Regions from separate parts of the Homo sapiens genome. Here region 1 is linked to region 2. A link is an interaction called in ENCODE POLR2A ChIA-PET data of the cell type or tissue named here. Cell type or tissue: PC-9. All regions are shown on one strand. Each heading gives the region's core, and the rest is flanking DNA. Links, peaks and the distances in the headings are about the cores only.

The links. ChIA-PET counts read pairs that join two places held together with the same protein. Peaks named below come from ENCODE experiments on the same cell type or tissue, not always from the same donor. Only the 100,000 strongest peaks of a DNase experiment are listed, where the experiment ranks them.
Region 1: POLR2A ChIA-PET joins it to region 2 with 11 read pairs; 2 of 35 experiments call an interaction of 5 or more read pairs at or near these places.

Annotation. Positions count from the first base shown.
Region 1 is chr12:31,484,819-31,501,512 of GRCh38, forward strand. It overlaps DENND5B (DENN domain containing 5B), which reads right to left. Exons shown (of 21, transcript NM_144973.4): 2 at 10,992-11,101. Among named protein-coding and RNA genes, the nearest start is that of DENND5B-AS1, 97 kb to the right of the region's middle. In PC-9, for the core only: no CTCF peak of the experiment used is centred there; a DNase peak (open chromatin) is centred at 7,113; H3K27ac peaks cover 2,221 bases.
Region 2 is chr12:32,895,403-32,912,096 of GRCh38, forward strand. PKP2 (plakophilin 2) reads right to left here and starts at 1,375. Exons shown (of 13, transcript NM_001005242.3): 1 at 1,107-1,375. The coding sequence starts at 1,329. RefSeq lists silencers at 1,374-1,483, 1,684-1,783. In PC-9, for the core only: no CTCF peak of the experiment used is centred there; a DNase peak (open chromatin) is centred at 6,479.

The DNA of each region.
Region 1 (16,694 bases), core at 2,946-10,945, 1.4 Mb before region 2:
CAAAACAAAATAAAATAAAAGCATCATTTTCAAGTGTCGTCTTCTCTTATTCTACACAGCAACAACGAACCATTTCTCAATCAAATTGTCATGTGCAACAAAAAGTGGATTTCATTAGACAACCGGCGATGACCAGCTTAGTGGCTGAACCAAGAAGAAGCTCTAAAGTACTTCCCAAAGCCAAACTTGCACCAAAAAAAGGTCACGGTCACTGTTTGGTGGCCTGCTGCTGGTTTGATCCACTACAGCTTCCTGAATCCTGGCGAAATCATTACATCCAAGAAGTATGCTCAGCAAATCGATGAGATGCATCAAAAACTGCAAAGCCTGCAGCGGGCACTGGTCAACAGAAAGGGCCCAATTCTTTTCCACAACAATGCCTGACCGCACATCACACAACAAATACTTCAAAAGTTTAACGAATTGGGCTATGCAGTCATGCCTCATCCACCATGTTCACCTGACCTCTTGCCAACTGACCACTTCTTCAAGCATCTCGACAATTTTTTGCAGGGAAAACGCTTCCACAACCAGCAGGATGCAGAAAATGCTTTCCAAGAGTTCATCAAATCCCAAAGCACGGATATTTTACGTTACAGGAATAAACAAACTTATTTCTCATTGGCAAAAATGTGTTGATTGTAATGGTTCTTATTTTGATTAATAAGGATGTGCTTGAGCCTAGTTATGATTTAAAATTCTGTCCAAAACCACAATTACTTTTGTACCAACCTTTAAACACGTAAGTATGGTTTTGTTCCAACACAATTTTATTTATAAAAACAGTCAGCTGGACAGATTTGGCCTGGGGGCCATGTATGCCCACCCCTGGCCTAGTCAAGTAAAATGCAACAGCAGTGACAAGTGACAGAGTGACTTTTGAGCAGAGGCTAAAAAAGGCAATACAGCTTCCATCTCCTCTCTCTCTCTCTCTCTCTCTCTCTGGTAACCTGGTAACACACTCTGGGAGCCCTGAGGCAACATATAAAAAGTTTAGCTAGCCTGAAGCTGCCTGACTGGTGAGACCAAATGAAAGACCACACAGAGACAGAAGGAGCCCTAGCTATATGCCTGGTCCAGGAGACAGGCCTGTGAGTGGGTGAGCTTTCAGATGATTTCAGTCCTCAGACTTCAAACCTTCCAAACTAACACCAAGTAGAATACAGGCGCAGCCAACCAAAAGCTACCTACATTGCAGATATGTAGGCTAAGTAATGATTTTGTTGCTTTAAATCAAGGGTCAGCAAACAACAGCCCTGCTATGGGTTTAAATATATGTGTGCCTCCAAAATTCATATGCTGGAACATCACTTCAGGGTGACGGTATTAAAAGGTGGGGACTTTTGGGAAGTGATTAAGTCATGCAGGCTCTGCCCTCATGAAAGGATTCGTCCTTCTTATAAAAGGTTGAAGGGAGCAGCACCCTAGTGCTTTCTGCCATGTGAGGATACAACATTTGTCCTCTCTGGAGTACACAATAACAAAGTACCATCTTAGAAGCAGAGACTAGGCCATCATTAGACCCTAAACCTACAGACACCTTGATCTTGTACTTTCAACCTCTAGAACTGTGAGAAATAAATTCTTATTCCTTGTAAGTTACTCAGTCTGAAGTATTTTATTTTAGCAGGAGGAATGGAGTAAGAAAAACCCTTAGGTCAAATACAATCTGCCACCTGATCTGTAAATAGTTTCACTGGGATTCAGTCACAACCATCCACTTATGCACTGTCTATGGATGCCTTCACACTACAACAGCAGAGCTGGGTGACTGTGGCAGAAACTGTATGCCCACAATACCTCAACTACTTATTATTTGGTTCTTCATGAAAAAAATTGCCAAGCCCTATTTTAAGCCATTAACTGGTAGGCGGATGGATTGTCATGCAGCGATAGATAATCAAAATACTTCCTTACTTCCCTTAAGTCTCTACATAAATACTACCTTAGAGAGGTCTTCCTTTACCTTTCCATAAAAAATAGTGTTCTCTTCATCTTTTGCATGCCATAAAATGTTACTCCTCTAAAAAGTATTTATTGTGGAGAAGCAATTAAAGTCTTGCACCACTGTAAACATATGTACATTATATAAACATACACATTACTAGTATTGTATAATTCTGTTTGATCTCTACATTGCCAGCTACTCAAGGGCTAGTACTTCATTTCAATAACTTTAAACATTCAAGGGAACTGCAATGGAATAATATACCATTTGGGGCCATAACAGGTGGTGACTGATAACATGGGTAAAAAGAAAAAACTGTGAAGCTCAGCATTAGTGCACCAGTGAAAATGTCTTCATATTTCATATCATTGAATATGAGATGTGGAAAGGACTAAGGCAGATTTACTCAATTCTTTTACATATTAAATTACTATGTATATTTGGATAGAATGAGATATAGACTTAGGTAAAACCTATGAATACCTGGATTTGGTAGGGGGTAAAAGCCACTTATTCCTAGTCTTAGGAATAACTGTATAAGGAAAGGCTATGGCAGAATCTTTTAATAATTCTACGTTCACATTAAGGCTGATTTCATCATAACAAGTTAATGAGTTGCTCTGCTGATAGCATGAATAAAAACTCATTTGGCTGGGTGTAGTGGCTCACACCCATAATCCCAGTACTTCGGGAGGCTGAGACGGGTGGATTGCCTGAGCTCAGGAGTTCAAGACCACCAGCCTGGGCAACATGACGAAACCCTGCCTCTACTAAAAATACAAAAAATTAGCCGGGCGTGGTGGGACACACCTGTAGCCCCAGCTACCTGGAAGGCTGAGGCACGAGAATCGCATGAATCCGGGAGGCAGAGGTTGCAGTGAGCCAAGACTGCACCACTGCACTCCAGCCTAGAAGACAGAGTGAGACTGTCTCAAAAAAACAAACAAACAAAAACAACAAAAAACCCTAAAAACCCAAAAACTTCATTTGACACATTTATTGTAGTCAATAAAGATTGTAGAAGGGATAATTTGAATTATTCTTGCTCCAGGCTAAACTCAAACTTGTTTAGCACAGTGCATGGCATATAACAATTGGTTGAATGAATAAATGAATGAACAAGAAAACAAACAAAAACAGCTGGGGGTAAAGCACCAGGCTTAGTTCACCTCTTGATCTGGTCTGTAATTCTTTTTTTGTCTTTTTGGAGACGGAATCTCACTCTGTCGCCCAGTCTGGTATGCAGTGGTGTGATGTCAGCTTACTGCAACCTCCACCTCCTGAGTTCAAGCAATTCTCCTGCCTCAGCCTCCCAAGTAGCTGGGATTACAAGTGTGTGCGATTATAGGCGTGCATACCCGGCTATTTTTTTTTTTTTTTTGTACTTTTAGTAGAGACGAGGTTTCACCATGTTGGCCAGGCTGGTCTTGAACTTCTGGTCTCAAGTGATCCACTCGCCTCAGCTTCCCAAAGTGCTGGGATTACAGTGTGAGCCACAGTGCCTGGACTTCAGCTTGTAATTCTTTTTCCATCAAGTAGGCAATACAGAAACATAGTGACCACCAAAGTCAACATAAAGATTTAATTTAATTGATAGGCGTTCCTGTCATCCTAAATCACAAAATCATAGCTCAACTGCTGTTGAACAGCTGCCAAATATTCCCTTAAGGGTTTGTAGCTTTCTTGAGCGCACATTCAAACATTTACAGAAAAAGCTTGCCAAAAGTTGTACTCAAAGTGAAGAATGGCTTTCTATGCTACAGACAACAGATGTAAGAATTTTTCCTAAATGCTCTTCCAACAAATCAAAAAAAGTAAGAACTATATATCTAATCGGGAAACATGAACTGCAAAATGCTATTATTTTTCCATTTTTAAAAGATATACAGTACTGTTTTATATCAGGAACTACAAGATACTTTCTCAGAAAACCTGAGTTTCATCAGAATTGTTAAACTGTCAGGAACTACAAGAAATCTCAGAAAACCTGAAATATAAATCAAGATTTGTTTATCACGGTATTAAACATTTCTAATTAACCCTTAACTTTGCTATCTACTAACAATACCCCCTCACCATCCCACAATAAAACAACTAAAAATTAGAGGTGTCACTGATGATCAGACTACTACTAGTAACCAGATTACTTTAGCCAAAGCAGGCTTATAATGACAAGTGTGTAACTTTCCCAGTTTGAGTCAGCAAATGTTCTTATATTTCTCTAGACCGTTTCAGGCAGTTTGGCTAGAATTTTAAAATTCCTTTTTCCACATCTTGTAGTTCTATGACTTCCATGGCCTCTCCCTCATTATGCAAATACAATCATATACTGTATAACCACACTCTGGTCAACAATGGACTGCCTATAGGACAACGGCTGGAGCAATACGTTATACCATATAACTTAGAAGTATAGTAGGCTATATCACCTAGGTCTGTGTATGTGTATATACACTCTATGATGTTTGCACAATAAAATCACCTAACAACACATTTCTCAGAATGTCTCCCTCCCTCCCTCCCCTCTTCTCTCCCTCCTTCCATAAACACTTATTTTGTCCCATGTTTTGCATTAGATCTTGGTAACTCAAAAGACAAAGATAAAAATAATCCTTTCCTTTAGGGAGTTCACAGTCTAGTAGGAAAGACAGACACAGAAACCAGCAGTTACCAAAAAAATGTGATCAGTGTTGCTACGGACTCTGTTCGAGATATCATAAGAAAAGACAGAGTAACTACTCCTGCTTAAGAGATGGTTTTGCAGTGGAGGTCACACCTAGTCAAGGACAGGGAAGAGAAGTATTGTAAGCAAGTATCACTTCATTTATTCAACAATTTGAACATCTACTATGCGCAAAGCTAGGGATATAACAATGAATAAGAGACACTGCTCCTGTTCTCATGGTGCTTACATTAAGCACGAGATACACAGTTGACTACTAGCTAAGTAATTGGTTAACTGCAACTGAGATAGGTGCTACAAAAAGGTATACAAGGTACTAAGAGAACCTAAGGTGACCTGAGTGCTGGGAAGACGGTGGAAGGTGATGGTCAGGAGCAGCTTCTCTATATAAATGTTTACAGTGAAGTCTGAAGGAATAGTAAGAATTCACTAGGTGAAGGAGAGGTGGAAGAGCCTTCCAGAGAGAAGGAACAGCAGAAGCAGAAGCTATAGTATGAGGAATGAAATGGACAGGTTACTGCAGGAGTCCAGGTAAGAGATCTTGATGGTTTGGACCAAGGTGAGTATACGGAACAGAGAGAAGTAGACAGATAACTGATTATATATGGGAGAGGGTGAGTAAGTGAGAACTTTCAGGGTGATGTGTACATTGTTGGACTTGGCAAGTAGGTGGATGGTTGTACCATTCACTGACAAAAGACTGGTGGGACGAATAATGAATTCAGTTTTGGATATGTTGCATTTGAGATGCCAGTGAAATATTCTAGCTGCAATGTTAAGGAAACGGGCGAGAGGATGGGGGTGGCGGGGGCAAAAGGGTCTTCCAGCAATGGTCCTCCAGCAATGAAAGCCCCATTCCTATAATTTTACTGTGAGATATGGCTAGGCATCGTGGATCACACCTGTAATCCTAGCACTCTGAGAGGCCGAGGTGGGCAGATTGCTTGAGTCCAGGAGTTCGAGAGTAGCCTAAGCAACATAGCCAAACCCCGTCTCCTCAAAAAGTACAAAAATTAGCCAGGCGTGGTGGTGCACACCTGTAGTCTCAGCTACTTGGGGGGCTGAGGTGGAGGATCGCTAGAGCATGGGAGGTCAAGGCTGCAGTGAGCCAAGATTGCACCAGTGCACTCCAGTCTGGATGACAGAGTCAGAACCTGTCTCAAGAAAAAAAAAAAATTTTATTGTGAGCTTGAACCTAAACTTGGCTCAAAATGAGGGCTTATCTTCATTCTAATGTCAAACCTATGAATGTAATTTGGGATTATCCATTTCAAATTCAAGTAATTGCTAAGTCTACAAAAAGTATATATAGCCCTTTTTCCTTTTACTCTTACAAGATAAGCATCTGAATAGGTTTCTTCAGCCAACCTTTCACCGTTTACTCTTTGCTCTTCATTCCACTATATCCTTCTTTGTAATCAAAGTTAACAGCAAATTATAAAGTAAGAGCTTTATAATAGTTATTACTCTTTTGTTACCTAAAATATATTTATGATGTTTCATTAGGACAGACATAAAAAATAGAATCCTTATATTTTCATACAGTTTGCTTAAAAGTTATTGACCATGTTTTCTTCCTATGAATTCTTAGGTACAACACAGGCTTAAAGATAAGATCTATCAACTAGAATATTACATAGTCATGGATGCCAATAAGCAGATTACCTCAAAGAGATGTGAAAGTGGGGTGGGGGACCTTCAGCTCTGTTTGCAATGCTTTATTTCATTTAAAATGAAATGCAGACCAGGCACAGTGGCTCACAGAGGTCGAGGCGGGCAGATCACTTGAGGCCAGGAGTTTGAGACCAGCCTGGCCAACATAGGGAGACCCCGTCTCTACCATAAATACAAAAATTAGCCAGGCGTGATGGTGCGCGACTATAATCCCAGCTACTCAAGAGGCTGAAGCATGAGAATCACTTGAACACCGGAGGCAGAGGTTGTAAGTAAGCCAAGATTGCACCACTGAACTGCCAGGGTGACAGAGTGAGACTGTCTCAAATAAATTAATTAATTTAATTAAATGTACTGCACTCCAATCTGGGAGACAGAGTGAGACTGTGGAAACAAGGGAAAGAAAGAAAAGAAAGCAAAGAAAGGGAGGAAGGGAAAGGGAAAGGAAAGGAAATGTAGAGCTCTGAAGCAAACATGTCAATGTTGACATATGTTAGTTCTAGGTGATTAATACATACATTGACTGTTTATTGTATTGTTCTTTCTGTTCTGTGATATTTACTTTTTTTCATAAAAATCTCTGATCAGCAACTGAGGAAAAAAAACTAATTCAGGAATTATTTCACCTGTCACTTGTATTTATTTTCTATTTTATTTGCACTGTACTCATACACATTAAACATTTTATTTAACAAAGTTCACTGCTTTGGGTACTTAATTTATGTATGAAATTAATGACCTTTTATTCAAAGCACTACTGTTGTTAGAGGAATGACTAATATTACAGAAGGTGATGACTCACTGCGGTGGAATTTTGCTAAAGGCAAGACAAAGCTTTATATCTTTAGGTGGGAATAAATTACAGCTTCATACAAACGCACTTACTAGTAAATCAAAGAGGAAATTAAAGGCAGTAAATCTGTGACCCGAATGCAAACTACTTTAATGGGATGCTTTTCAGAGATTTTCCAGGAGTACAAGCAAATCCTTTTAGATTTGCAGCAATAAAAAAAATGCTATGTGGTGCTTAACCATCAAAACACAGCCTTTGCGATTATTCTTCAGGGGGAAACTTTTGCTGCTTACATAAAATAACCTCAGGGGCAAGGAGTAAAGAAAATATCAAAGATCAAGGAAGCTGATAATTACTTTAAAGATTAATGTTTTGCAGATAGAGGCAAAAGCTATCATGGATATCTCACTATTAATTCATTCAAATGATTAAAAGAAAGAAAACACATGAAGGGTGGCATTTTGTTCCAAATGACTGTGGATTCATATAGTAAGAACGTACTTGTACCCAGGCCCCAGTGATCCTCCCACCTCAGCCTCCAGAGTAGCTGGGACCACAGGCATGGTGCCACCACACCCAGCTATTTCTTTTTTAATTTGTAGAGACAGGGCCTCCCTATGTTGCTTAGGCTAGAACCTCACTTTGAATACCATTCTGATTTCTCACAGAATAAGTTATATTTTGAAATATCTTACTAATTTAAGAAGATTAAGTATTGTGATCTATTCATATTCTTATCCAGTTTTCCACTGCTTGATTTAAACACTCTTTTCCTAAATGCCTTTCTATTAATTTGCTGCATAAGCAGCTCATAAGTTATTTTTTTGTCACTGCTGTTCAACTATTTTAGTCAGATGCTTGTCTGGACTCTTCCAAGTCTTATAAAGATAACTAACAGTTGTGTTCTACATAATATCTATAGTAGAGTCTTCACCAAAGATGACGCTAGGCATCTACAATATTAACTTCCAGCAAAATGGCATCTCTGATTATTTTAGTATTGTATAACAGTTTAGGAAAATAACCACATTGTACTCTGTAAGGAATCAAAGTCAAAGTGCCAAGTGCTTTAGGCATTTGTCCTTACAAATAGCACCATGCTATCCCCTCCCTAGAGCGAGCCCAGGCTGGAAAGAGTTTACTGTGATACAAAAATATCACAAAGGGTCCAGTGTGACCCATAACATTTCCAGTGTAGATCAAAACTCAGTTACACAGTTTTTCTTTTGGGAAGGCAGCAAGGCAGTTGAGAAAAAAAGTGAGCTAGAGAGTAAAAATGATCTGGATTTAATTTCTGAGTCTTACTGCCTAACTTTGGGCAAATTACTTAACCTTTGAAAATATAAGAATTCTCACTGGGTACATGTAAACATGTATGTGAAAATAACATACATAAAGTACTCTAGCAGGCATCTAGTGAATATTAATTTCCTTCTGTTAGATTATCAGGTTATAATGGAGTCTTTTAACAATATCTTTAAAATACTAAAAAAGAGGCCGGGTGCAGTGGCTAACGCCTGTAATCCCAGCACTTTGGGAGGCTGAGGCGGGTGGATCACTAGAGGTCAGGAGTACAAGACCAGCCTGGCCAACATAGCAAAACCCCATCTCTACTAAAAATGCAAAAATGAGCCAGGTGTGGTGGGATGTGCTCATAATACCAGCATTCTGGGAGGCTGAAGGAGGGCAGATCACTTGAGGTCAGGAGTTCAACACCAGCCTGGCCAATATGGTGAAACCCTGTCTCTACTAAAAATACAAAAGATTAGCTGGGCATAGTGGTGTGCGCCTGTAATCTCAGCTACTCGGGAGGCTGAGGCAGGAGGATTGCCTGAACCCAGGAGGTGGAGGTTGCAGTGAGCCAAGATTGTGCCACTGCACTCCAGCCTGGGTGACAGAGCGAGACTATCTCAAAAACAAAAACAAAAACCAAACAAAACAACTCAAAAATAGCAATGGCTATCACTGTGTCTCAGTTCACCTTTAATCATTTCTGTATCTTTTTTATTTTTTTCCCATTCTTACGTATATACCCAATTCATTTCTATATCTATCATGCCTGCTACCTCCTTACTTTGGGGCCCCCTGAATTATATAATCATAGAGTTTATGAACATCTCAAATATTATTCAGGCTTCTAAGAAGAGCCCTTCCTAAATAATCTGAAAACTATGACCTACTTTATTTCTAAGACCCTCTCAAGGTTGACTATCTCTCTATCTTCTATCTATCTATCTATCTATCTATCTATCTATCTATCTATCTATCCATCCATCCATCCATCCACCTACCTACCTACCTACCTCTACCTACCTACCTACCTACCTACCTACCTACCTATTTTGAGACAGGGTCTTGCTATGGTGCCCATTCTGGTCTCAAACTCCTGGGCTCAAGCAGTCACACTGCCTCAACCTCCTGAGTAGCTGGGCTTATAGATGCACAACATCATGCAGGGATAAAAGAGACATTTAATCAGCACTGGTAACTCATTATGAGGCAGGAGAACAGGGTCTGGAGGCAGGGAACCTAAGGCCGATTCATGCTGACTTTCTAGAACTAAATCAAAAGGAAAACCCCAACTTTCCATGCCCAAGTAGCAAAAGGACCAGTGGCTACTCCCTTTGTACCTTCCCCCTACCCTTTTTCTGCATGACAGACTAAAAACTGAAAGTACCTCTGATTGTTTCCTTCCCACAACCAATCAGGATGGTCGTGGGCCAAGTCTTCATTTGCATAGGAGTGTAACTTTGTAACTTCACTTCAGCCTCTGATTGGTTGTATGTTTGTGTAGGGTGTAACTTTGCTTCAGCTTCTGATTGATATCCTCCCACAACCAAACAGACTGATCGTGGGCCATTACTTCATTTACATAGAGTGTACACTAAGTAACCAATGGAAAACCTCTAGAGGGTATTTAAACCTCAGAAAATTCTATAATGGGCTCTTGAGCTGCTTGCTCGGGCCTGCTCCCACCCTGTGGATTGTACCTTCATTTTTAATAAATCTCTGCTTTTGTCGCTTCATTCTTTCCTTGCTTTGTTTGTATGTTTTGTCCAATTTTTTGTTCCAGACACCAAGAAGCTGGACTCCATCCACCGGTAACAATAATACAAATTCAGATTTCTACTGTACCTAAATAACGCAATTAAGTTGCTTTTCATCTTTACACTGTCTGTAAAAATGACAAATTATAGGCCTACCATACAATATTCCTTGAAACATGAGAACTGTAATCAGGCTCTTTCCATCAGGCTCCTCTCAGGCCAATAAAGTAATATCACTGTTTATCAAAGCTTCTACATATTAATACAAATGCACAACACAGTTTAATAGTAGGAAACTAAAATGGGCTTTTAGGATCTATTGTATAAACTTATTAACTATGGAAACCCTGGGCAAGTAACTTGCTTCTCTGAGCTTCTGCTTCCAGATCTTTAAAATGAGGAGAGTATCACATTTCTTTTTTTTTCTTTTTTTGAGACAGAGTCTCGCTCTGTTGCCCAGGCTGGAGTGCAGTGGCGTGATCACGGCTCACCACAACCTCCGCCTCCTGGGTTCAAGTGATTCTCCTGCCTCAGCCTCCCGAGTAGCTGGGATTACAGGCATGTGCCACCACACCTGGCCAATTTTTGTATTTTTAGTAGAGACGGGGTTTCACTATGTTGGTCAGGCTGGTCTTAAACTGACCTCAGGTGATCCACCTGCCTCGGCCTCCCAAAGTGCTGGGATTACAGGTGTGAGCCACCACACCCGGCCTCACATTTCTTATAAAATCACTTAAAGAATAAATGAAATGAAATAAGGTAGACATTCAAAATACAGTCACTACCTTCATATTAATAAAGTGAAAACAAGGCTAAAGAGTAAATGAGGGGAAAAAAAACACATACCATGTTCACCGCATCTTGATCAAAAGGGTTCCATTCTATATTCTGAGGATAGTGGGCGAGAACTTTGGATTTGAATGTTCTTCTCAAAGGACTCTGGTCAAAATTTTCGCCTACAACAAATAATACATAGTTAATATCTAGAACTTTTCCAAAAGCATGTCATAGTTTTCTATTTATTTTATAGTCCTACTACTGACTGATAATGTTGAGATCTGATTCAATTTCTGCCTCTAACCATCTGTATTGTAAAATCCCGATGGACAACTAAAAAACTGTTAACAACAGAGCAGCATTTAAAACTTCAGAATCTGAATTTTAAAATCCTGGCTACTCAACTGATACTAAAAATCAAAATATGGTAATATAATCATTGCTGTAACCTAATTATGGTCCACATTTCAGTGTGTGGTAATAATAAACTATATGAAAACATTTACTTCAGAAAAGAAAAGTCTTACATTAAGCTAATCATATGTCTTATGATCCTAAAATTTTATACACACTTAGACCCCCATGCTACAGTGCTCAAAGGAAGCAATTTTGCTTGAGTTTCCACAAAAATCTCTGAGAAATGTGATTGCATATCCAGGTTCTCCAGTAACAAAATTAACAGAATTAGAAACATCATTGCTGAGTCATCCTGTTTAGTAGACAGAACACATTAAACATACTAACCTTTTAAAATAAATGAGCTATCCTAAGTTAAATTCATTATCTGGCAAAATTCTGGAAACATAAAAGTAGGCTACATTTTAATTACTAAGAAAATTCAGGCCAGGCACAGTAGCTCATGCCTGTAATCCCAGAACTTTGGGAGGCTGAGGTAGGAGGATTGCTTGAGCCCAGGAATTTGAAACCAGCCTGGGCAACATGGTGAGACCCCGTTTCTTTTCTTCCTATTTTTTTTTTAATAAATTTTTTAAAAAGTAAAACATTGAAAATTCAATAATAGCTATCAGATTAGTTTTTTTAACCTCCTCAACCAGAGTAATTCCCTTAAGACCTATTATCCCTAAATGTTTTAGTTTCATGAAATATTTTAAGGTAGACGGATCTTAAATTCCCAATGTCAAAAATTTGGGATCAAGGAACTAGAAGATCTTGCAACAATTTTATTGTGTTGTGTGTTTTCCTACTTTTAGAGTTCTAATTAAGTGCAAAATACTAGCTGTTACAGCAAAAGATAAATGTCACTTTACCAGTATTTATACTATTAAAAATATCACAAAGCAATTTGATTTATGAATTGTATTTGACTTCTAGTTAGACTCAGTTTCTATTTTGGGTAAAAATATGAAAAAAAAAAACCACCTTGGAATGCAAAACAGATCGCAGAAGGACGAAAAAGTCACACTCAAAAATCTTGCTGGAGACAACAATATAAAATACATAGGAATTTTTTTGAACAAGGACACATAATTTAAATACATTTGCTTAGGCAACTAAACTACTATTTCTAACTGAAGTCCTTGGCTAATGATCATTATTTTCTTTAGATTCCTCTGACTTATTTAGGCAAACATTTCATCTCTGTATTTTTCTACTCCATACTTCCATCTTCTAAGAGTTGAGAGCATTCATTTCTAGAAGAGAAATTGTCAGACATCCTTAAGGAGAGTTTATCAATTTTTGCACCAAGCTTCTAGAGTATGTAAGCATCAAAAAGTCAGCAGAGGAATGTGAAACTGTCCATGAGAGTCAATGTGGCTGAAGAACAGATTCAGGGCTCAGAACTGATTTCAGGAAGAGTCCATGATGTTTTTAAGCTGATGCTAGATTTTCCTGTGAACACTAAGAAATTGTAAATTATTCACTTCTTCATTTAAAAAAAAGTTACTTGGCCAGAATGTGGTGGCTCATGCCTGTAATCCCAGCACTTTGGGAGGCTGAGGTGGGCAGATCACTTGAGACCAGCAACATAGTGAAACCTCATCTCGAAAGAAAGGAAAGTAAGGGGGAGCGGCATGGGGAGGGTGGAGGGGGAGGGGCATGGGGAGGGGCAGCGGAGGGGGCAGGGAGGGGCAAGGGGAGGGGGCAGGGGGGGCAAGGGGAGGGGGAGGGGCAGTGGAGGGGGCAGGGAGGGGCAAGGGGAGGGGTAGGGGCAGGGGCAGGGGCAAGGGCAGGGGGAGGGGGCGGGGAGGAGAGGGGAGGGGAGGGAAGGGAAAGAAAGAGAGGAAAGAAAGGAAAAGAAAAGAAAGATAGATTGATTTTTTAGGTTACTTTTCATTTCACTTTAGAGAAAAAACAAAATTCCTCCCAGTTATAGTCTAAGCTGCTGATAGTGTACTGACACAGCAACAGCGTAACTTCATGATAGCCATCAAGAAACCCTCTCCTTCACCTACCCTCTAACACCAGAAATACTTGCTTTTATTATCCACAAATGTAAATAAAATATGAAACACTGCAGAAGCAGAAGAAACAAGACATAACCTATCATAAAACTCCTTGCAACACTTACCTTTTAATTCAGTCCTGCCTGTGTATAGTTAAAATAACATTATCTTCATTCATGTATCAAGTTATTAATGGGACAGGAGATATATCAGAAAGGTCATGAAAGTGCCATTCTCAATATAATTGTTCTGTTAACTAAGGAACATTGCACCTTCTTGACACACAAAGAATCAACAAGAAGGAAACCACCTCCAGAAAGAAATAATTTTACAAAAACAAAAAAAGCCACAAAACAGTAACAAATCTAACAAAAGAAAAGCAAAACCACCACCACCACTGCTTATTAGACTGCTTAAAAAAGGGGTAACAGGAAAGATCATTGCTATATATACACAGCTGTCTTGGCAAATATGATTTGGAAGGATATTAGGGGAAGAACTAACTATGTAGAAATTCTGATATCACTGTTAAGAATTCAGAAATGGGCCGGGCACTGTGGCTCATGCCTGTAATCCTAGCACTTTGGGAGGCTGAGGCAGGTGGATCACTTGAGGTCAGGAGTTCGAGACCAGCCTGGCGAACGTGCTGAAATCCTGTCTCTACTAAAAATACAAAACTTAGCCAAGCATGGTGGCATGCACGTGTAATCCCAGCTACTCAGGAGACTGAGGCAGGAGAATCAGTTGAACCCGGGAGGTGGGGGTTGCAGTGAGCCAAGATCACACCACCGCACTCTAGCCTGGGTGACAGAGTAAGGCTCCGTCTCAAAAAAAAAAAAAAAAAAGAGAATTTAGAAATGACTGGATGCAGCTATTCCTACTAGCACTGGCCAAAAGAAGAGAATCTTGGTGATGACTTTTGGGGATGAGAGATGGGGGAACAACCTATACTTCTCATTTTAAACACAAGTTTTACCTCTAACTTAGAATTTACTGCTGGGAAAAAAAAACAGGAAAATAACCAAGTCTAAGAATTTGGATTCCCAGGAAATGAAAAATTACATAAGCATCCTGTACTTAAAATTTACCTTTTAAATATTATCTTGAAACAAACAAGGACTATAAATTTGTACGACTGCTACAACTACATATCAACTTAACTCCAAGTAACACTGCCAAATAACCTCCTACTAAATTGAAGCTGCAATTAATCCTTTCCTCCTAAGAAAGTAGGAAATATCTGCCAAGAGAGCTTAAAGACTACTGAATACATGTTTTCAAGGCTTGAAGCAAATGAAGTCTTTATGAAAATTAAGATGCAGATGAGAGAAGAGAAACATAAAATAACATCTACAAGTCTGACCAAGCAAAACTGAATAAAGAAACATTTATAATGGGCTTGCAGTCAATTAAAATAATGATTTATAATAGCCCATCCTTGTTCTTAATTTTATTTTTACCTGAAGTCGTATTTGCAGCACCTTGGCTCTTGCCATGACGATCTGCTTCTAGCCATTGGTACAAAACTACATAATGTAACAGAAACAAAAAAGCTTTATGAACAAATAAAAACAAACAAAAAGCAAAAATGACTTTGAAGAATGGAAAATGAGAATAATTAACCAAAAGCAATCACACAGGAGACATTAACATTAGAATGTAGCTTAACACCAATGGAATGTAGCTGATAAGGGATTAGTAATGAAAGCAAAGAGAATAGGTAATTTTAACAAAATAAGTGAAATGCTATTAAATATCTCTAACAGGTTTTGTATGGGAAATAGCACACATATTCTCTTCTTAATGCTTACTTAAAGAGGAATATTAGGAGAAAGCTAATGCTTCTATAGTCAGATATCATACAAGTTGAGTATCCCTTATCCAAAATGCTTAGGACCAAGAAGGGTTTTGGATTTCTGACTGTTTCAGATTTTGAAATATTTGCATTATATTTACAGGTTGAGCATCCTTAATTAGAAAATTGGAATACTGGCACTCAAAAAGTTCAAATTTTGGAGCATTTTAGATCTCGGATTTTTGGATTAGGAATGCTCAACCTAAAAAGTATGACAGTAAGACTAAATGACCAACTTTAAAAATTAAAGAGCATCCCTAATTAGAAAATTAGAATACTGGCCTCAAAAAGTTTCAAATTTTGGAGTATTCTGGATCTCAGATTTTTGGATTAGGAATGCTCAACCTAAAAAGTATGACAGTAAGACTAAATGACCAACTTTAAAAAATTACATCCTGGCTGGGCATGTTGGCTCACAACTGTAATCTCAGCACTTCGGGAGGCCGAGGCAGGTGAATTGCTTGAGGTCAGGAGTTCGAGACCAGCCTGATCAACATGGTGAAACCTCATCTCTACTAAAAATACAAAAATTAGCTGGGCATGGTGGTGGGTGCCCATAATCCCAGTTACTCAGGAAGGCCAGGCAGGAGAATTACTGGAACCCAAGAGGTGGAGGTTGTAGTGATCTGAGATCATGCCACTGCACTTCAGCCTGGATGACAAAGTGAGACTGTCACAAAAAAAAAAAAAAAAAAAAAAAAAATTACATCCCAACCACTGCATATTGATTAGAATGGCTTAAGTCCCAAAAGCTGACTATACCAAATATTGACAAGGATAGGAAGTGACAGTAATTCTCATTCACTGCTGATGAGAATGCAAAATTGTACGGCCACTTTGGAAGAGAGTTTGGCAATTCCTTACAAGGTTAAACAGTCTTATCACAGAACCCCATAACTCCAGTCTAATCATAAGAAAAACATCAAATTCCAGGAGGAGTAACCTATAGTATATCTGATAAGTACTCATCAAAACTATCAAGGACAACAAAAACAATGAAAGTCTGAGATTCTGTCATAGCCAAAAGGAGCCTAAGTAGACATGACAACTTATGGGGATGGGATACCTCAACAGAAAAAAGACTGATATGGTTTGGCTATGTCCTCACCCAAATCTCACCTTGAATTGTAGTTCCCATAATCCCCACACACCGTGGGAGGGACCCAGTGAGAAGTAATTGAATTATGGGGTTGGTTACCTCCATGCTGTCCTTGGGATAGTGAGTTCTCACAAAATCTGATGGTTTTATAAGGGGCTTTCCCCCACTTCACTCTGCACTTCTCCTTGCTGCTGCCATATGAAGAAGGATGTGTTTACTTCCCCTTCCGCCACAATTGTAAGTTTCCTGAGGCCTCCCCAGCCCTATGGAACTGTGAGTCAATTCAACCTCTTTCCTTTATAAATTGCCCGGTCTCAAGTCTATCTTTATTAGCAGCATGAAAACAGACGAATACAAGAATATTAAGTAAAAACTAAAGAAATCTAAATAGAGGCCGGGCGCAGTGGCTCATG
Region 2 (16,694 bases), core at 3,441-11,440:
TAGAATTTTTCTGTTTTCCTAATAGAAACTAGAATGGGTTAGCCTACATTCGCCAATGCCCAAGTTACTTCATACAGAAACAACTGAACGTTGCAGGAAACAGATATTCCAACTTAATTGCTCAATTTCTTTCCTCTTCTTTTTGCTATAAGCCAACATAGTGCTTTTATAATGCAAACTCACATACACAGCAACAAGAAGTAAAACAAGGGTCACTGAGTTGATCCCATCACCTGACTTCAGCAGGGGAGAAAAGGATACATCATGATCTCTAATTTTCACAAGTGGCTTGCCATCTTCTTTCCCTTCCACCTCCCCCGTCTATCAATCATGAACATAGTGTGCATGTGTGTGCTTACACCCCTTTCACCTTCGGGTTTAATTTTTTGGAGGGATCAGACTTGCATCACGCCCGCACTGGTGGGGGTAGGAAGCGCAGCTAGGCGGGCACGGCTGTTGCCGGCAGGGCCAAAGTCCCCTACCTCCTCCTCGGCGTGTTTGTTCCCTGGACCAAAGCCTCCTAACTACTTTTCTTCACTCCCTAGATCCACCACTCGCCTCCCACACAGGGTGGAGCGCCCCGAAGTACTTGCATAAGACAGCACAATCCCAATTTATAGGTTGTAGGAGCGCCAGTGCTGTCGGTTTTTTTCCCCAAGATATTTATGGGGGTCATTAATTATTTAACAAATCTAATAAAATTGAAGGGCTCCTTCTCCCAGAAAAAGATCGTACACACCAAAAATTCTGCATAGCATCTCAAGGTGTTTATAGACTCCCTGAACCTTCAAATTAAGTCCGCACCAGTGAGGGGCGCGGACCGGCGGAGTAGAAAAAGAAAGGGGTGAAATCTTGAAGTGAGTTAGTTAACATTGATAGATATGTACAATATTTAATATACATAGGTACCTATATGACAAAGCTGAGTAATAGGTTATGGAAAAGAGTGCTTTCCACAAGCAAGTCGGTCATACCGAAGACGGCGAGCAACAGGTGGGCAGAACACGGGGTCCCGCACTCCCAGCACGCGGGGTGAGGGCGGGATAGGAGGAGGTGACCGGGTGTGGGGCAGGGGGCGGCGCCGGGGAGCGGCGGGCTCCACTCACCGTTGCCCACGGAGCTGCGGCCCTTCCGGGCGAGGGTCTGCTGCACCTGCTCCTGGATCCGCAGGCTCTTGACTGTCTGGCCGCCGCGGCCGCTGCTCCCCGCCAGCTTCAGCTTGGCCTCGGAGGGCAGCGCCAGGCTGGAGCTGTCCAGTTGTCCCAGGATCTGCTGGCCCAGGACGGTCCGGATGTAGCCGTACTCAGCTGGGGCGCCGGGGGCTGCCATGGGGCCGGTGGGGGCGACCGAGCTGCTCGCCTGCCTCTGGACTCGCGGGCGAAGCCGCCACGGAGCTGGGGGCGCTGGCGCGAGCCCCGCCCCGCTCGAGTCCGGCCCCGCCCCTGGCCCGCCCCCCGCGCCGGTGAGAGGCCCGGGCCGGGGGGGAGCTCGGCCTCGTGGGCCGGACGCCCGGCCTTCCCTGAGGAGGGGGCGCGGCTCCGGCCGGGCACGCGCAGTCGGGCCCGGGGGCGGGGGCGGGGGCGGGCCGGACCCGCTGAGCGCGCGGACACCTGGAGACTTGTACCCGCCCGCGGGGAGGTGGGGAGAGGGGCGCGGTTCGCCTGGGGTCGCGCACGTTGTCGGAGTCCCAGCGGATACCGCCTGCCGGGGCCGCGCCCCGCTCTGCCCACGCCCCGCGCTGGACAGGATGGATTTCCGCTCGATGCAGGGAGGGGCTGCCCTGCAGGCAGGTGAGCCCTCGAGAGTCACTCCTGTTCTTGGACTGAGGCTTGCCTCCGGGATCCCCGAGCGAGTAGTATGTCTGGTTAGTCAGGCTTTGTCGCACTGTTGGAAACGTTTCCTGGTTTTCCTGGACCTGAGGGTGAGAAAGGGCTATTTGGTCAGGCGGAAAGGGCAATATGAGGGAAATGTGCCAAGAAGATAACGTGTGAAATAAAAGACTTTCTAAAGAGAGTGTTTTTTTTCTTAGTACAACGTCAGGACTATGTACTTTTTGCACAGATGCAGTCCCAGAAACATATGTTCTTCCTCATTGAGAGCTTCTGTTTTCTCTTGGATACACAAATTGTACCCAGTACTCTTGCTAACCCATTCCTCTCTTACGAACACACCCACACAGAGAAACTCCAACAAGAGGCTCTAGAGAAGAAATGAATTTTAATAGACGATGCTTTTTAAATAGCCCTGCTAACGTTGATTAAGTCCTCTTTATTACAGGCTCTTTGTAGAGAGATCCACGGAGAGGGCCTCCAACTTTCAATCGAATCTTCCACAACTTGTATTTATCGTGCTATTAATTATGTTTCACCGCAGTTGACTACTGAGAACTTGAGAGCTAAGCTCAACAGAAAGGATCCTTGACCTTAAAGTTTACAACCAAAGCCACTTGTCCTGATTTGCCTCTTTGGACTTAAGAGGCAGAAAGAAAAACATGTATCCCTGGTATTAAGATAATATTCCCTTTGATTGCTTGGGTTTGTATGTTCACTTTCCCTCAAATCACTCAATTGCTGCAAAACCCCACTTACTCAAGTCTGAAGTGTTTGGAGAACGCAGCTTCCCTCGTCTTTGTTTTCCTACCCACACCCTTCTGCCTTTAGACACACACTGAATGCTTAGACACACAATGCACAGGTATATGGCCTCCCTTTTTACATGAGCGTCCAGGGAGTGAAGAGGAAACCAAAGGACTGAAAGCGTGGACAACAGAGTAGTGACAGTTCCGCCACCCTTTGTCAGCAGGCCACATGGCTAAGTGGGAGCCATATGGATGTGAGTCCTGGAAGCAATTGCTCCCACCCCAATAGAATGGACCACTATTTAGGCAAATTACACCTTGTGTAAAGCTTGCTTATGTAGCCAGGTGGAAACATCCAACCATGATGCTGAGATGTAATTGAAAAGAGAGGGGTGAACTGAAGGTAAGTGATGATAGAAACGTCCAGCAACATTCCTGTTTCTCTCTCTCTCTCTCTCTCTCTCTTTTCATGGCCTCTTCTGGCAGACCAGAATCTGCTGCTTTGAGAGACAATTTCAGTATCTGTCCATACAGGGTCAGTTGGGGCATTCCTTGTTATTTTGTACCTGAAGAGCCATGACTTAAAATGTCAGCTCTGCCTCCAATTAGATTCCTCACCAGGAGACTAGAGAGGAATTTTTCTCATTTATTTTAATGAGCCAAACCTCAGATACTTTTTTCCTCTCAAATTAATTTTTTTAAAGTGTGTTGTTGGAATTGATTATCCTGTTGGGTAGGTACCAATAATTGGGCACATAGAAATCTTGTTGTTGGATTGTTAGGTGATTTGAGGGGAGGGAAGGTGATTAAAAGCACAGCTTGTGAGTGAGGAAAATCTAGGTTTTAACCTTAGCTTACCCCTTGTAAGTATATGGCCACAAGCAAGTTTTTTTAGATTTTTATAACTCTGTACATTCTCTTATCTATAAATGGGAGCAATAAAAGTATCTACTACATAGTTGTATTAGTCTGTTTGTACGCTGCTGTGAAGAACTACATGAGACTGGGTAATTTATAAAGAGGTTTAATTGACTCACAGTTCCTCAAGGCTGGGGAGGCCTCAGGAAACTTAGAATCATGGCAAGAAGGCACCTTCTCACAGGGTGGCAGGAGAGAGAATGAAAGCTGAGCAAAGGGGCAGAAGTCCCTTATAAAACCATCCACCCCATGAGTCAATTACCTCCCACTGGGTCCCTCCCATGACACAAGGGGATTACGGGAACTACAATTCAAGATGAGATTTGGGTGCGGATACAGTCAAACCATATCAATAGTGTTGTTATAAAAGTTAAACAATAAGTAGTACATTAGATATGTTCAGCGTCCCCAGAGATCCACTTCCTTTTCTTTTCTTTTCTTTTTGCGATGGGGCCTCGCTCTGTTGCCCAGGTGGGAGTGCAGTGGTGTGATCTCAGCTCACTGCAGCCTCTGCCTCCTGGGTTCAAGTGATTCTCCTGCCTCAGCCTCCCAAGTAGCTGGGACTACAGGCATGCACCACCACACTGGGTAATTTTTGTATTTTAAGACTAGGTTTTGCCATGTTGGCCAGGCTGGTCTTGAACTCCTGACCTCAGGTGATCCACCCACCTCAGCCTCCCAAAGTGCTGGGATTACAGGCGTGAGCCACTGCACCCAGCCCAGACATCCACTTCCTTTTTTTTTTTTTAAAATTTTTTATTTCCGTAAGTTTTTGGGGAACAGTTGGTATTTGGTTACATAAGTAAGTTCTTTAGTGGTGCCAGAGATCCTCTTTTCTTTTTTTCTGTTTTATTTTACGTGTGTGTGTGTGTGTGTGTGTGTGTGTGTGTGAAAGGGTCTCAGGCCAGGTGTGGCGGCTCGCGTCTGTAATCCCAGCACTTTGGGAGGCTGAGGCAGGAGGATCACCTGAGGTCAGGAGTTGGAGACTAGCCTGGCCAACGTGGTGAAACCCCATCTCTGCTAAAAATACAAAAATTAGCCGGGCGTGGTGGCAGACACCTGTAATCCCAGCTACTTGGAAGGCTGAGTCAGGAGAATCGCTTCAACCCAGGAGGCAGAGGTTGCAGTGAGCCAAGATGTCACCATTACACTCAGCCTAGACGACAAGAGTGAAACTCTGTCTCCAAAAAAAAAAAAAAAAGGTCTTGCTGTCACCCAGGCCGGAGTGCAGTAGTGCAATCTCTGCTTACTCCAACTTGCATCTCCCAAGCAAGCCTCCCACCTCAGCACCCTCACCCCCATCGCCAAGTAGCTGAGACCACAGGCGAGTGCCACCACCCCCTGCTAATTTTTTGGTATTTTTTTTTGTAGAGACGGGGTTTTGCCATGTTGCCCAGGCTGAGATCCACTTTTAGACCACCTCACTTCTTTCAGGTCTCTGCTTTTTTGTCAACTTACTGGATGAGACCCTTTCACATACAGTCACTCTTTCCCTTCTCCACTTAATTCTTCTCCATAGCACTTACTTTAATCACACATGCTTTATGTTTTACTTATTTAATTGTTGATTGTTTCCTTGCTGGAATATAAACTCTGTGAAAGCAGGGATTTTGTTTTGCTTACTGCTGTTCTCCAGGACCTAGAATAGGTAGGCAATAGGAATACATGGAATGAATGAATCATGCGTAAAAGCTCTTAGTATCTTACATATAATAAGTGCTTAACAACTGTTAGTAATAATGATTTAGGCTTTCAATCATTATGTTGGTAACTCTTATCTTTTAAAAAGTCACTTAGGACTGGGTGTAGTGGCTCACACCTGCAGTCCCAGCACTTTGGGAGGCCAAGGCAGGAGGATGCTTGAGCCCAGGAGTTTGAGACCAGCCTGGACAACATAGGGAGACTCTGTCTCTACAAAAAAAAAAAAAAAAAAAAAAAAAAAAAATTAGCTGCTTGTGGTGGCAATGCACGCCTGAGGTCCCAGCTACTTGGGAGACTGAGGTGGGAGGATCACTTAAGCCTGAGAGGTTGAGGCTGCAGTGAGTCCTGATTGCTACTGTACTCTAGCCTGGGTGACAGAATGAGACCCTGTCTCAAAAAACCCACAAAACAACAACAAAAAGTCACATGGATGCCATTATATGCTAGGTAGTCTGCTAATTAGCTATGCAATCATCCTTATAAATAAAAAACAAACTAAACCAAGATAAGGTTTAAAATTTTTGAATACTCACAGAATGCAATGATTCAGTAGAACAATACCTTTGAAAATCAGAAAAACAACTTAAAAGGATGTTTTTGCCAGGCACGGTGGCTCACGCTTATAATCTCAGCACTTTGGGAGGCCGAGGCGGACAGATCACGAAGTCAGGAGTTCGAGACCAGCCTGGCCAATATGGCAAAACCCTGTCTCTACTAAAAATACAAAAATTAGCCGGGCATGCTGGCAGGCGCCTGTAATCCCAGCTACTCGGGAGGCTGAAGCAGGAGAATCACTTGAACCCAGGAGGCGGAGGTTGCATTGAGCCAAGATCACACCACTGCACTTCAGCCTGGGTGACAGAGCAAGACTCCGTCTCAAAAAAAGAAAAAAGAAAAAAGGATCTTTTTAGAGGTGAGAACCTCACCCACAGGGTGAGGATGTATGCAGACTCTAGTGTTGTGCTCCTAAATGTAGCCTAGATGTGCTTATATTCCAGCAGCGAGCAGGCCCTGTCATGTTCTTCTCATTTCTTGGGAAAGCTGCCTACCCAGCTTCCTAAACTGTGAGCAAACCCTGAGATAACAGTGAAAGGTAGCTTCTAGCTAACAAAGCGAAGCATGGAATAAAATGCTTCCTTTTATTGAATCCTTTTGCGGTGTTTGGCTGTTTTACGATTTGCCACCTTTTAGTATTTAGGTTCAGTTTTAAAAACTCTTCCATTTCTTTGGTTTTCATTTACCACCAGAATCTGTAAAAAGAAAAATAAAAAGGCAAAACCACAGGAATGTTGAACTGGAATGTAAATAATAGATAACCAAATTATGAGGCTACAGTTCCTTTTGCTTTGAACCTACAGTAAAGATTCAGAAATTCTTGAGTTTAAACCTTGCATTTTTATTTGCTTTATACACTATATAGCCTCAAGCAATAATCATTTATTGTTTTAAAATCTACAGTTAGGGCTTCCACAGAGTAATCTTTATTTTCTTTAACCATACATAAATTCCTATATGAGAAATTTTAATATGCAAAAAATTCAGGAAGTTACTAGAAGACTAAATATAGTATAAATGTTGGAGCAGAAAGAATATTTTAATGGAAAGAACATTAATGGCACCAAAGCTCTTTGATTTATATTTTAAAAATAATAAACTAACATTCTCATGAATGCTAACTTACGTGAAATATTTTCTGCTACTATCTCTAGGCTATTAATATATATTGCTTTTTAAAAACATATTTCCTAAATTAGTGTAAGGGACCTGGCAGGTAGAAAATTTAAAACAAACCTCAGAATTTAGTCCCTCTTTTAGCAAACAGATATGTTGCCAAGGCAATTGGTAGCAGTTTTATCATTAACCACATGTAATGAAACTGGATCAGGGCTAGAAAAGGAAGCTATTCACATGTAAGATGCTGAAAACCACTCTCTGATGGGGACTTTCAACAGCAATGGGGGTTAAGGTGTTTATATGTCATTCAGATGTTCATTTTGTCTGCAATTTTGGATATATTGTAGGCGTGTAGGTTTGAAACCTATTCTTTTTGAAAGACCCCAAATGTGGTGTAGGAGGTGGAAATCAGGTGGGCAACCCTGAGGGCTGGCAATGAAAAATTTGTTCATAGTCACGGAGGCTTCAAAACAGTCCCTTTAATCGTGACTCATGGGCATGCAGAAGCACAGTACATTAGTTAAAATGAATACCTTCTGGATGGATGACCACAGCTGCCCCATTAATGGTTGTCAGATCTTTCACCTGATGTTCAGAGATGCTGAAGGGTGAGCACAGCATGGACAAGTCCTACCATAGGTTCTTGGCTTTAATAGGGACCATGGTCAGAACTCCTTTGTCTCTACCATAGAACCCAGCACCGAGATAGCTAGCAGGTGCTCAAATGAATAGTGAATTGAGTGTACTATCTCACCTATAGGTATTTCAATTAATTAGTTTGCCTGTGGGCCCAGCTGCAGCTGAGCAGAAGGAAACATCCTGAAGGACATGGCCTGGCCTGAAACAATATGCCGAAGTGACTTGAGGGCCGGCTATGGGAACACAATGTTTAGTGATTTCTAAGCTTATGAAAATATCAGAGAAACTCAGTAGGATTGATTTTCATAACTCTGTAGAGAGTATAGCACCTCATTGTCATGCATTGTTTAAATAATACTGCACTATGTATATTTTTTGAATTGTTTGGATATTATCTGTATATATTGATGGATATAGGTATATAAATTCTCAAATAATTTGCATTTGTAATATGTCTCATTTTTTTCCATACACACTATTATTTCCTTGAAATTAAAAAACTGAAGTATTACATTTCATATAGAAAAGTAATACTAATAATCTGGATTGGATTCTAAAAGCCCCCCTGCCCCACACAGACACCCTTTTTTCTTTCACAAATTTGCAACATCATCATAACATGCTAGAGTGATAAAATATATTCTTGATGCCAGACAGAGCTGGATTAGATTTGTTGCTTTGCTATGTGACCTTAGGCAAGTCATTTATATTCACTGAGCTTCAAGCTTTTTGTTTATAATAGGGTATCATTAATAGTATTGGCGTCTTAGGATTGGCATCTTAGGATTGGCAGAACATTCACTTAGTTACTAAATATAAGGTACTTAGATCTCCTAGTTTATAATTAGTGTATCAGTTATCTATGGTTGCAAAAGAAAAACATAAACACATAAAACAAAAAACCTTCCCAACATTTAAGAGCTTAAAACAAAAATGATCTCTTTTTCATGATTTTGTGGTTGATCCAGTTCTGCAGGCCTGGGCTTTTTTCACTTTTGTGGCTAAGGCCAGCAGGTGACTTGGCTGGGGCTGGATAGTCTAAGACAGCCATACTCACACATCTGGGATTGCAACTGGTGTGACTGGAACAACTACGAGGACTGAGCCTCTCCTTCCATGTGACCTTTCATCCTCCAGTAGGCTAGTTTGGGCTTCTCCACATGGTGGTCTTGAGTAGGAGTAGTATTCTAAGACAGCAAGAGCAGACACAATCTAGATCTCTTTAAGTCTAGATTCCCAGCAAAATGTTATTTTGACAGATTTCCTTCCTTCCTTCTGTCCTTCCTCCCTCCCTTGCTCTCTCTTTCCCTCCCTCCCTTCTTTTCTTTTCTTTTTCTTTTCTTCCCTCCCTCCCTCCCGCCTTTCCTTCCTTCCTTCTGCCCTTCCTCCCTTCCCTCGCTCTCTCTTTCCCTCCCTCCCTTCTTTACTTTTTCTTTTTCTTTTCTTTTCTTTTCTTCCCTCCCTCCCTTCCTTCCTTCTCCCCTTCCTTCCTTCCTTCCTTCCTTCCTCTCTCTCTCTCCCTTCCTTCCTTCCTTCCTCTCTCTCTCTCCCTTCCTTCCTTCCTTCCTTCCTTCCTTCCTTCCTTCCTTCCTTCCTTCCTTCCTTTCTTTCTGTGGAGTCTTGCTCTGTCACCTAGGCTGGAATGCAATAGCATGATCTTGGCTCACTGCAACCTGTGCCCCCTGGGTTCAAGCGATTCTCCTGCCTCAGCCTCCCAAGTAGCTGGGATCATAGATGCCTGCCACCATGTCTGGTTAATTTTTGTATTTTTCGTAGAGACGGGGTTTCACCATGTTGGCCAGGCCGTTCTCAAACTCCTGACCTGAGGTGATCTGCCCGCCTTGGCCTGCCAAAGTGCTGGGATTAACAGGCATGAGCCACCACACCTGGCCTCATTTTGACCACACTCTACTGAATGAAGCATGTCACATGACCAGCTCAGATTCAAAGGGCAGGGAAAGAGACATCACCTTTTAAGGGAGAAAAGATAAAGTTGTATTACAAGGGGTATGCATGCAGGGATGGGAGGAGATATTGTGGCAGTCTTTGCAAACCATCTTAACACCTTAATGCTCAATAAATGGTAACTATTATTATTATTTTTTATTTTAGAGTTGGCATATCTCTCACAGGTTGTCAGGATTATTATTACTTTTTGATGGCTGGAAGAAATAAGTCAAAGGAAGGCAATCTTTATTTACTCATGATGAGATACGTTGTCTCTTACATAGCTCTCTGCCTGTGATATCAGTGGAGCTTAAGCTCTATTCACAGGAAACTTGGGTATCTAGGAATCATGACATGTTTCACTAGACGTGAAGCAGTCCCTGCTGTTCCTCTGCTGGTTCAGAAGTGAGTGGAGTTCCAATTTCTTCCCTGTCTTAGTAAGGTCACTGATGCTTGAACAGTCATCATCTTGTATTTTATTCAAAGTATACTCATTAATAATAGAAAATACTAAATGCACAATTGAACTTCAAAACTGATGAATAGTATGCTTTTATTGTGGTATCCCTACTTACAATGATAAGAGAAAAATACATGATACCTTTACAATAGTAAGAAGGAAAGTGTGCTATTCATTTGGAGAATAGCTGTTGTATTTCAGAATAACAGCAATTTATTTGTCCAATCCCATTATTTTACACTGCTTTCCCATTATTTTCTGTTCTGCAGTAGGATCCTAATTTAAAAGTTGTCCAAGTGAGGCTGAGAGGTAGGGATTCCCTTATTATTTCTTGAAGAAATATACCTGTGCATTAATTCTTTCCACTTCCTGGAATATGTTTTCCACAGATTTCCATGGGCTTCACTTGTTGTCATTCAGATTTGTTTAAATATCTCTTCCTCAGAAAGAATTTCCCTGGCCAACAGTCTGAAGAAGCCACCTCGTCACTCTCTGCAAAGTACTTAGCATGACTGATAATGTTCTCGTTTGCAGAGGTGTATGTGTTCATATGTATTATCTTTCCTAGTAGAATGTAAGATCTAAGCAAGCAGAAACTGTGTCTTGTTCACCAATTCTTCTGTAATTCTTAGAATCCATACATGGAGTAAGCTTACAAGATGTGTTAAATGAATAATAACAGAAAGATATTTTAATTTTAACGCTTCTCTCCTTTTTTTTTTTTAATTTTTTAGACAGAGTCTCACTCTGTCACCCAGGCTGGAGTGCAATGGCGCTATCTTGGCTCACTGCAACCTCCGCCTCCTGGGTTCAAGCGATTCTCCTGCTTTAGCTTCCCGAGTAGCTAGGATTACAGGCACCTGCCATCATGCCCAGATACTTTTTGAATTTTTGTAGAGAACGGGGTTTCAGTATGTTGGCCAGGCTGGTCTTGAACTCCTGACCTCAGGTAATCCACCCACCTCAGCCTCCCAAAGTGCTGGGATTAAAGATGTGAGCCACCACGCCTGGCCTGCTTCTTACTTTTTAAATAGAGTTTAAATTTGGGGACAAACCTTTTTGTATTTTTCTGAAAGATGGTTTATAATGAACATGAGATTCTGAGACATTTATATGATTTCATTATTATTATTTTACTTAATGCTGTGAATAACAGTGTTAAGTGAAGGTAAGTTTAAGCAATCACCTGTGTCCCCAATCTGTTTTGATTCTGGAACCTGAAACCCAGAGCTTAGTGCTGAGTTCTGGCAAATCTCCCAGAACCACCGCCCTTTAGTTAGGGCTTCTGTGTCAATTCTCTAAAGGGCAAAGGCCTTTTGGGAAACTGGATTTTATGGTTTCAGGGATAGGTCTAAACAATACATACTTCTGAATCCCCAAGGTCATTTGTTTTATCTTTATAGGCCAAGATTTCCTGCAGCAACTGAAATTCTCCAATATTTTCACTGGATTGAACTAAGTTAGTTCAAATTTAAAACCTATTCAGTAATACTCTTTTTAAGCTTGAAGTGTTCTTGCTTAGGTAGCAGGAAACTTTTTGAAGGGATATTCTTGCTACAGAGCCAAAGTCAAATAGAAATCTCAGTGGTTACTTTGTGGTACAAAAGAGGATGTAAGAACATTCTTCTGCAGTTGTGACTGTGGCAACAGCTTCTGTGAAAATCGTCCAAATAAGTCCGGGTGCGGTGGCTCACACCTGTAATCCCAGCACTTTTGGAGGCCGAGGCGGGTGGATCACATGAGGTTGGGAGTTCGAGACCAGCCTGGCCAACATGGAGAAACCCTGTCTCTACTAAAAATACAAAATTAGCTGGGCGTGGTGGCGCATGCCTGTAATCCCAGCTACTCAGGAGGCTGAGGCAGGAGAATTGCTTGAACCCGGGAGGTGAAGGTTGCAGTGAGCTGAGATCGAGCCATTGCACTCCAGCCTGGACAATAAGAGGGAAACTCTGTCTGAAAAAAAAAAAAAAAAAAAAGAAAATGGTTCAAATGATGTGCTAGCTATTTTGATTAACCTTGGGAATATTTCAATTTTGTTGACTTCAGCAGAAAAAAATGAACTTTTGAGTCATGAATAACAAGGCAATTATTGACTCCATAAACAAAATGTCAGGGATGTTATTGGAAAAGTACTAAGTGAGGAAGTTACCCCATTGAAGTCTCCATTGCTTAAGTGATCAAGACAGCATTAATTATCATGGCATTCCAAGACCTTCCTTCTGGGCCTCACTTTACCAAGCTGACTTTATCTCAATGTATGGAACTCTTCAGCATCAACATTCGAAAGCAGCCAGGCCAAAATTCTTATTATACCCTAAATTATTGGTGCTCATTTCCTTTTATTTTGGTGGCTACATAGTTTATTTCTGCCCATCTTTTAAGATCCAGTTCATGCTTCCTCTCCTTAGTAAGGCTGACTTCATCTGCCCTCATGGGTTCCTCCTGTCCCATTCCCTAGAATCTTTAGAGTCATGTTTTTGCTTCCTGATAATCAAAGGAGATGACATAACATTTTTAAAGAGCTCAGCCTAGTGTCCTGAAAAGATGCCCCTTTTTTGTTTGTTGGCATATATAACATACTGAAAACAAAAACTGGGGTATTAAAAATGAATAATACATGCACGAGGTATGAAGAAATACAGCATGATGGTTTAGAACATAGCCTCTGGAGTTACAGAAACCTGAATTATTTTCCTTACTCGGCCCCTTACTACTTGTTTAACTTTGGTCAGTTTGTTAGACTTCTCCAAGCCTTATTTTCCTACCTTGAAAAGGAGGGTAATACGTAGTACACATTTAATAGGGTAAACGTGACAAGTGAAATAACAGATATGAAAATTATTTACAAATCATAAAACAAGTGAAATAACATATATGAAAATTCTTTATAAATCATAAAAGGGCTGGGCGTGGTGTCTCACACCTATAATCCTAACACTTTGGAAGGCAGAGACAGGTGGATCGCCCAAGGTCAGGAGTTTGAGACCAGCCTGGCCAACATGGCGAAACCCTGTCTCTACTAAATATACGAAAATTAGGCCAGGCATGGTGGCTCACAGCTGTAATCCCAGCAGTTTGGAAGGCTGAGGCAGGTGGATCACCTGAGATCAAGAGTTCGAGACCAGCCTGGCCAACATCGTGAAACCCTGTCTCTACTAAAAATACAAAAATTAGCCGGGCGTGGTGGCGCAGGCCTGTAATTCCAGCTACTCAGGAGGCAGAGACAGGAGAATTGCTTGAACCCAGGAGGCAGAGGTTGCAGTGAGCCAAGTTCGTGCCACTACACTCCAGCCTGGGTGAGGGAGTGAGACTCTGTCTCAAAAACAAAAAAAATCATAAAGTACTATATTAATGTTAAATATTATCTTGTATATTTTAGAATTTTTATATATGTGGCATCAGAGTTAACAGATTTTTTTTCTTTTTTTTGAGACGGAGTTTCGCTCTTGTTGCCCAGGCTGGAGTCCAATGGCGCCATCTCAGTTCACTGCAACCTCCACGTCCTGGGTTCAAACAATTCTCCTGCATCAGCCTCTGGTAGCTGGGATTACAACAGTTTGTGCCACAATGCCTGACTACTTTTTTGTATTTTTAGTACAGACGGGGTTTCACCATGTTGGCCAGGCTGGTCTCAAACTCCTGACCTCAGGTGATCCACCCGTCTCGGCCTCCCAAAGTGCTGGGATTACAGGCGTGAGCCACCACGCCCAGCCTACAGATTGTCTTTAAGCCAGCAACATGCAAGACAATAGCTATGAACTTGGCATCCCAAGAGGAGAAGTCACATTCTTTCCCTGGAGGGGCTTTCGCTGCAGATAGGGGTACAAAATATGTCTCCTCATAAAGCAAAATATGTCAAAGGTGAAATAACAATAGTATGTCAAAAATTACTCAAGGCAAAAATAAAGGAGGTGGTAAAGGGTGTCACAAAATTGGAAAGATAAATAATATTTCTGAAGTCGCAGGAGTAAGAGATTGCTTTCAGATTGGTGTAATCGGAGGATTTGTAGAGGCTATGGTTGGGTGTTAAGTGAGCAGGGGCTTGAGGGTAGGTAGGATTTGATTAGGTGGCAAGTGGGTAGAGGGTAAGAGAGAGCAGAAGTGTGGAGGTGGAAAAGGGTAATAGTTGGAAGGTTAACAAGGAAACCAGTGTGACTAGAATAATTCAAGCTAGTGTTCCCAGACTCAGTTGAATATTAGAATCAAAGAGGAAACTTTAAAAAATTATACAGATTTCTGAGCTCCATTGCGGATGAAATAAATCAGAATCTCTGAAGGGTGGGGTCTGGAATCTGTAGCTTCAAAAAGCTTTCAAGGTGATTCTAAGGAATAGCCAATTTTGGAAATCACAGATAAAAAGGATTAGTAGTTTAGAAGCAATAAACTTAATTAAGGTTCAAACTCCAAAGGCCTTGAATGTTAAGACTGCGGATTGTATTTAACAACATTCTCAAACTTTGGTAATGTATGGATATTGTTTAAAGGGGGAAAAATGTCTCTGGGGACTCTATAAGAAAACCGCAGAATTCTGTGGAGAGTCACAGAAAGTTTTGGGGGACTGACCGTGCTCAGAGGTATGATTCTGAGATATCAGTCTATTTGTCATCTCTGGAATGGGCTGGAAGAAAAAGAAAGTGGAGATGGATTGACAAACTAAGAGACCACAGGTACAGTGTAGGAATTATGGGATCAAAAAGAGAATTCAGGGCTCTAGAGCCTGTGTTTCCTCAGCCAGATACAGAGGAGGGAATGGTAGCAAAAGCACTTGTTATATAGGGTGGATGTTTAGCACCATTCATAAGACCCCTGAAAAGTTTGGTTGTTTAGAAGGTAAAGACTGCTTCTTTGGCCAGGTGTGGGGGCTCACGCCTGTAATCCCACCACTTTGGGAGGCTGAGGCAGGTGGATCACCTGAGGTCAGGAGTTTGAGACCAGTCTGGCCAACATGACAAAATCCTGTCTCTATACTAAAAATACAAAAATTAGCTGGGTGTGGTGGAATGCATCTGTAATCCCAGCTACTCAGGAGGCTGAGGAGAATTGCTTGAACCCAGGAGGCGGAGGTTGCAGCAAGTGGAGATGGTGCCACTGCACTACAGCCTGGGCAAAAGAGCGAGACTGTCTTAAAAAAAAAAAAAAAAAGACTGCTTCTTTTAGGCTGGGCGTGGTGGCTCACACCTGTAATCTTACACTTTGGGAGTCAGGCAGATTGCTTGAGCCCAGGAGTTTGAGAGTAGTCTCAGCAACATGGCGAAACCACATCTCTAAAAAAAGTAGAAAAAAATTAGCTGGGCATGGTGGCGTTCCCCTATAGTCCCATCTGCTTGGGAGGCTGAGAAGAGAGGATCCCTTCAGCTGAGGGAGGATCGTTTCAGCCTCGGGGACATTGAAGCTTCAGTGAACCATGATAACACCATTGTACTGCAGCCTGGGTGACAGAGTGGGACCCAGTTTCAAAAAAAAAAAAAAGACTACATCTTTTCCCTTCTTAGTCTCAGTCTCCTATAGGTCTTAACACAAGCAACTCTTGTAATACAGACGAATTGTGGATCTATGTAATATATGTAAATTAACTGATAGAAGACAGCTTTTCAACTGATTTTCTTGGGAATTCCAAATTTCTAGTCCTGTTCTTAAAAAGATATTCCTGTATACATTTTTCTAGCTAGTCTATAAATTTAAATTAATGGTTTTAAAATCATGGTCCACAGACTTTTAGGGATTTCTGAGACCCTTTCAGAGAGTTCTGCAAAGTAAAACTATTTTCATAATAATACAGAGACTTTATCTACCTTTTTCCCTGTGTTGACATTTGCCCTGATGATAAAAAGCAATGGTGGGTAAAATTGCTAGCAATGAACTAGTAGTTATTGTATTCTTCATTGTCATATCCTTGCAGTAAAAAAGGAGATACCAGTTTTATTTAGAGTTGTCCTTGATGGAACCATAAAAATTATTAATTTTGTTAAACCTTGACCCTCAAGTACATACCTTTTAAAAATTCTAGGCCGGGCGTGGTGGCTCACACCTGTAATCCCAGCACTTTGGGAAGCCGAGGCAGGTGGATCACCTGAGGTCAGGAGTTCCAGACCAGCCTGGCCAATATGGTGAAACCCTGTCTCTACTGAACATACAAAAATTAGCCAGGCATGGTGGCGGGCACCTGTAGTTTCAGCTACTCAGGAGGCTGAGGCAGGAGAGTCGCTTGAACCCGGGAGGCAGAGATTACAGTGAGCCGAGATCGTGCCATTGCACTCCAGCCTGGGCAACAAGAGTGAAACTCCGTGTCAAAACTAAAAAATATTCTATATGATGAATTTAGAATTACACATGAATTACTTCTGCTGCACTTAGAAGTGTGAGGATTGTTTTGAGAAGCATTCGTGCAATGTTTGAGTTCTAAGTGAAACTAGCACCTTTGTTCATTTGATATCAATTTTTACTTGTAAGAATGACTGACACAATACAGTTATTCAGGCTTGGGTAACTGGCAGGTATTTTCTTGAAAATTAGTGAATTAAGCATGTCAATTCAAGGATATCAACTACAAATATTTGTTACAAATTGCAAGATTCAAGGTTTTAGGTAAAAAATTAGAATTTTGGAAAACATGTGTCTTAGTCCATTTTGTGTTGCTATAAAAGAATACCTGAAACTAGGCAATCCATGAAGAAAAGAGGTTTATCTAGCTCATGGTTCTGCAAGCTGAGAACTCCAAAGGCATGGCCCTGGCTTCTGGTAAGGGCTTTCACGTTGGATCACAACATGGTGAAGAAG